Regions from separate parts of the Homo sapiens genome. Here region 2 is linked to region 1. The links are chromatin contacts, found by Hi-C or POLR2A ChIA-PET in ENCODE. All regions are on one chromosome and are shown on one strand. The core of a region is the stretch at or near the end of the contact, and the rest is flanking DNA. Distances in the headings are between cores, read along the strand shown.

Region 1 (2,935 bases), core at 127-2,626:
AAACAATTTCTAAGGAAATTATATGACAGCTTTTCTTTTCAAGCTGTAGGTGTTTACTACATTAAATGAGTACTCAAAAATATATTCAATTGTATTTAACAGTCACAACAGTCTTCTCTAAAAACTAATTAGAATACAACTAATAAAACCTTCAATTTCAAAGAGTTAAAGGAATTTTCCATGACTATACGAGACAACAACCACAATAAGACAAATCAAGCAAATCATTTAATTAAAAGGAATTTCCAGAGTATACAGCCAAATCATTCACATTTTATATTTACAATTAAATACTACACAGCAAGTTCAGAATGATCCTGAGGCATTAAAAGATAATGAATTTAAAAATTATAGTCACTTACTGAAATGTAGCAATATAATTTTAAGTTTTCTCCTTGATTTTCACTTGACCAAAAGTTCAAGTGACAAGACTTTACATTTTGATTATTATTCTGTAGATACTGTCTGTTCTAATATTCATTTATATTATTCTTATTCTTAGAAATCTAAATAGCTACCAGAAGGTTGTATTGGTAATGACCATTACCATTCTATGCAAGTATCTTCCCATGTGGGTAATATCAAGACCAGGGAATAATCGAAATTTCTTGTCAAGTTCCCATCGTTCTTGAGAGACCAAAGGACTCGACAATTTCAAATCTATTAGTTTACGCCCCTCTCTACAGGAAGCGTGTTTTGGAGCGTGGACTACATATAAGTTAAGTCCAAGCTCTATGGCAAATCACTGCCAATGCCACGGAACCGACTGTCTCATAGATGACACCTTCAGTCCTAAGAAACTGAAGTTTCTGCCTGGGCATCACAACTCCACATTTGGAAAATCCGACTGGCCTAAATTCCATTCCTTACAGGTGCACACAGGGCGCACGAAGTGCTGACCTGCTGCGGATACAGCTCTGGTCTCAGGAAACGGCCCTTATCCACCGGCGCTCCGCGGGTGTCTTCCACCACTGCGGAGGAGGGGCAGATGCGGGCGCGTCCACGCTTAGCCGCGTCCCGACAGTACCAAGGCGTTTTTGGCGGGAAGCACGATGAGGCCACAACTCCGGGCGGCCGAGTTCCTTCCCGCACTCACTCCTGGACACCTTGGTGTGGGGAGGCGCTCATTTTCCGGGGCGCGCTCGCTTCCCGCAGGGGGCGCCCCGCCTTACTTCTGCATACCTCACCGTCCTGTCGGGGCCGGCACCTCGCTCCCACGCGAGTCCTCTGGCCAGGCCAGTCGTCGCTTCCGTGCGGGGAGAATATCTCGGGATCTCGCGATCTCGCGGAGAACCCGGTATCCAGCCGCTAGAAGTAACGCCACTGCTGGAGATCCGCAGCCCCAGCCACACTCCCAACTCTCGTCATCAGGCAACGGGTCCGCCCTCGCGAGACTTCGGACAGCCTTCGGAGATCACCTAGCAACCAGCTCGGAGGAAAGGAGCCTGCGTAGGTTTTGGCTCCAGGAAGAGGGATCCCAGAGGATGCCGGGAACTCGGGGTGGGCCGCAGGGCGGTCAGAGAGGCTCTCAGAGAGGCTTTGGGGTCTGTCGGGAGAATTTAGGAGTGGGGAAGACCGGGCAGCTATTTATTCCCAGTGGTCTGCACTTCGGCTGTTGCCTCAGAGGAGGCAGTAGAGCATGCTGGTTAGGACTGTGCTTTGGAGCCCACCTGACTTTTAACAGTGTGACATTGAACAAATTAATTACCTGGACTTCATGGGTACAATACTTGTAACTACTACTTGGAGATGTTAGAATATTAAAAAGTACGTTGGTCTTGATTTTTTACAGACTGAGTTCCATTCTACACAATTGTGCGATTAATTCGCTTATTCGATTCTGGAAAATGAGGCTTTTCTCCTTAAATACTAAATGGAGAGTCATAGATGAACTAGGGTGAATTCTCAAAATTATCAGCTCAGAGATTCTTTATAGCAATCGTCAGCTAGCATATTTAACACTGTTTTCCTGATGACTGCAAATCACTATATGTAGTCTCATTTAGTTAACAGACGTTATTCATGAACATCCCATATTGATTTTTTCCCTCATCTTTAGCTCTACAGGGTAAGGTAATCTATTTGGAAAAGTTTTCCAAGTACAGCTGAAAAAAAGTCTAGATTTTGATGATATAAGAATGTAAATAAACACTTTTCACAAAGCGTTATATGTCATGAGATTCGTGATATTGTAGAAATGGAGATAATAAATGGTAGCAAGTTTGAAAGTAGAATAAAGGGCAAAGCACTATGGCTTAAGCATGGAAATGGGTTAACATAATCTCTTTGTATTTTGTAAGTATCTGAAAATAGGTGTTTTTGAGGTCAGCAGTTTAAAAGTATGAACCTTCCAGATTAGACCTTGGCCAGAGAATATTAATAGAGTATATCTTAGATCAACCTCTTGAAAAGTAGCTCTTATAGTTGAAGCTTGTTTTATGCCATACATAAATCACTAAAGGTGACATGCACAGAGAAATCTTTATTTATGTAATCTGTTTTTCTGTTGGATTTTAGTCATGGCTGCAAGCCATAGGATGTCAGCTGTACAAGGTAAAACTGAGAAATGGTCTAACCAGGTTATATAAGAAATTAATGGCAGGGCTGAGAGACTTAAGTCTCGTGATTTTTAGTCCAAATAGTTATATTATCACATACCAAGTAGTCCATGGGAAGAAAAATGATCTTAATGCATAATTTTAAAAACTTAGGATTTTTTTTTTTTTTTTGAGACAGAATCTCACTTGCTCTGTCGCCCAGGCTGGAGTGCTGTGGTGCAATCTCAGCTCACTGCAACCTCTGCCTTTGGGGTTCAGGTGATTCTCATGCATCCTGACTAGCTGGGACTACAGGCACGTGCCACCACTAATTTTTGTATTTTTTAGTAGAGACGTGGTGTCACCATGTTGGCCAGTGTGGTCTCAAACTCCTGGTG
Region 2 (2,935 bases), core at 222-2,721, 670 kb after region 1:
ATGTGCCAGCACTGTGCAAACTCAAGACGGGTGCTCATTAAATACTGAATTTCACAGGTAGTAGGCTTTCTATTTATGTTAGTTCTTCTTCCTACTCACCTTTTTAAGGCAGCAGTTCTCAAATTCTAGAATGCATTAGAATTAGAACGTGGAGTGCTTGTTAAAAATACAAGTTTCTAGAACCCATACACAAGGATTTTGACTTGGTAGGTCTAAAGCGAGACCCAATAATCTGCACTCGATAACGAGTACTTCAGATGATTCCAATGTGATCTCCCAGTCACGGACTGGGAAAAAAGCATTCCAAACTATTTTGTAGATCTCGAGAAAGACTTCAGAATGTTCGTGTCTCACAGGAAATAGCAAAAACAATATAGCATTCCAAAATCCTACCTAGCTTTGTACCGTGTACTTTGCTATTGCTGTTGGATTCAATTACAACGGAAATATTTGATGTGGTAAAATACTGAGCAGTGATGCTAACCTTTTATAGTAGACACTGGGAAGCAGAAAGGAAGTGTAAACACGTTTCCCTTAAAAACTAGTCTTGCTGGGTGGATAAAGTGTGCATACCTATTTTACAAATAAAGAATAGTGCCGCACTAGCTTATGTACGTAATATGTGCTTAACAAACATTTGTTCATTGAGTAAGTAAGAGTCAAGTCGAATGGCTCAGATTGTAAGTGCTATGAGAATTCCACTGTAAGAAGAGGGAAGTATGCCTTCTTTTCACCATTAAAGATCTGATTGCTGATATTGGCATTTTTGCCAGTAGAAGAGCCTGGACGTTGGCAGTTTTCAAAGCCCCCAGGTGATTTGACTGCGCAGCTAAGTTTGAGAACCACGGAGGTAAAGGAAGGGAGTACCTTAAAGAGCTAGGATTAGGGATAATATCAATAGATCACCTTTAAGGCTGCACCTCAGCCTAATTAAATCAGAATCGCTGGGGGTGGGACTTGGCTATCAGTCATCTTTAAAGCTCTCCAAGTGATTCCAATGTACAGACGTGGTTGAGAGCCATTGCTTTACTTGAATTCTCAGTGGTTCTTAATCCTGGCAGCATAATAGAGTCACCAAAGATACATATATATATATCAGTTCAGGAAGCAGAGTTGTTTCAGATGCTAGAACACCTCCAACGAGCAGTCACAGCTCTGTAGTTCTAGTGCCGCCGCTGCCAGCAAGTTTGTTGTGACCCTGGCGGCCGAGTTACTTTCAGCGCTCTGGGCGGTCTCGCAAGAAACACTGACGCTTTGGGACTTCATTTCCCAGCAAGACCCGCGGCCGCCTATCGCGCGAGTCATGCCGGGCACCTCGTCCCCCTGTCCTCTCTGGCGGAGCTGCCTGGCGGAAGCGGGAACGTCGCATCCTGAGGTAAAGGTGCACGGCATCCTGGGACATGTAGTCTGGCCGGGGCTCGGACGCCCCCTCGGATGAATGGGACCGAAGCTGACTGCGAACTACAGCTTCTTGGCAGCGTCGGTGTTGGCCGCGGGAGAAGGGGAGACCGCGGCGGCCCCCAGTGAGAGCGGCTTTCCAGGACGGTGCGATGTGCTGCGCAGCGAAGAGGCAGGAGGCCGGCTTCCTGGGGTAGCGGTACAGGCGGGCGCTTACTCTGTGCGCTTGCTTCCCCAACCCTGCACCGGCCATGCGCCCGGCCTTGGCGGTGGGCCTGGTGTTCGCAGGCTGCTGCAGTAACGTGATCTTCCTAGAGCTCCTGGCCCGGTGAGTGACCCGCTCGGGCCGCACCCGGTCTCCCGGGGCGGGGCGGAGGAAGCCAGAGGAGAGGTCCCCCCGGGACGCGCCCACGCCCTGTCCCCACCCCGCCGCCCACGGAGCCCGGGGCAGGACGGCCTGAGCCCCCCAGCAATCCGTCCTGTCTGGGCAGCCTGGGACCCCGCTGAGTCCGCTGCTTCCCAAAACTGCGCACCGGCGGCAGTCCCGCCTAACAGTTTCAAAGCATTCCTGCGAGGGGAAGACTCAGGGTGTTGCTGTCGTCACCCCTTTTCCACACTCGGGGGGTATTGAAGTCTGAAGAGTTTTTCACATGACCAGTCCAAGGTCGGCAGAGAGCTAGTGTCAGAACCAAGGTTCCTTCACCAAACCACTCTCTCTTCCTTCCCATCCAACTCTAGCTCTTTTTTCGATCCTGTTAAATGGCACAGGCTGGACTTGAGCAAAGGTTTTTGACTTGTAAAGCAGTCTGACTTTGTACATACTGCAAAGAAAGTTTTATTTTTATTACGGCATCCTGCAAAGCATTTGCTTTATTGGCCTTGGAAATGGTTATGAGTACTTTGCCCAAACATACATAAATGATGCGGTAGAACAGATTTTTATGTAGAAGATCAGTCCACGTGACCCGAGAGTGCTCTTTGAGGTGGCTTGCAAAAAGACAAAAAAAAAAGCAAGTAGAAGATTGGTCCAAGTGACCTGAGAGGGCTCTTTGAGGTCACTTTGAATGTGCAAAGTTCAGTGGATAGAAGCTATAACAGAAGAGACAACAGGTGGTGTGGAAAAGCCTCCAGGACTAAAAAGCTGGGTTGTGAATTTCACTCTTGGCTCCGTCGTCCACTGGCTGTGTAGCCCTTCAAGTCACTTAGCCTCTCTTGGGCTCCTTTTCCTGGCAGTAAAACAATACCTATAGTGTTCTCTAGCTCGTGTTTCTGAATCTATACATTACAAGTTGAGTATCCTTCATTTGAAATGCTTGGGAACGGGTGTTATTTGGTGTTTTTTGTTTTTTGTTTTTTTTTTGGATTTGGGAGTATTTGCATATACATAATGAGATATTTTACGGATGGTACCCAAATCTAAACACAAACTCATTTGTGTTTCTTATACACCTTATACACATAACCTTAGCTTGAAGGTAATTGTATACAATATTTTTAATAATTTGTACATGAATTAAAGTTTGTATACGTTGAACTA

What was found. Hi-C counts contacts between places; a loop is a spot of excess contacts on that map. ChIA-PET counts read pairs that join two places held with the same protein, here RNA polymerase II (POLR2A). Pooled maps may share reads with other maps.
Region 2: a loop to region 1 is called in a map of CD8-positive, alpha-beta T cell, with 8 times the contacts of the local background. The contact joins the promoter of SLC35B4 here to the promoter of AGBL3 in region 1. A Hi-C loop is called at or near these places in 4 of 168 maps with a recorded cell type or tissue (CD4-positive, alpha-beta memory T cell, CD8-positive, alpha-beta T cell and naive thymus-derived CD4-positive, alpha-beta T cell) and 18 of 50 pooled maps. POLR2A ChIA-PET finds 5 or more read pairs at or near these places in 1 of 52 experiments (BJ).

What each region holds. Positions count from the first base shown.
Region 1 is chr7:134,984,949-134,987,883 of GRCh38, reverse strand. AGBL3 (AGBL carboxypeptidase 3) reads right to left here and starts at 1,376. Exons shown (of 17, transcript NM_178563.4): 1 at 1,183-1,376; 2 at 1-9. RefSeq lists enhancers at 685-944, 1,025-1,164, 1,175-1,474.
Region 2 is chr7:134,315,466-134,318,400 of GRCh38, reverse strand. It overlaps SLC35B4 (solute carrier family 35 member B4), which reads left to right and starts at 1,471. Exons shown (of 10, transcript NM_032826.5): 1 at 1,471-1,726. The coding sequence starts at 1,650. RefSeq lists an enhancer at 951-1,680 and a silencer at 1,761-1,930.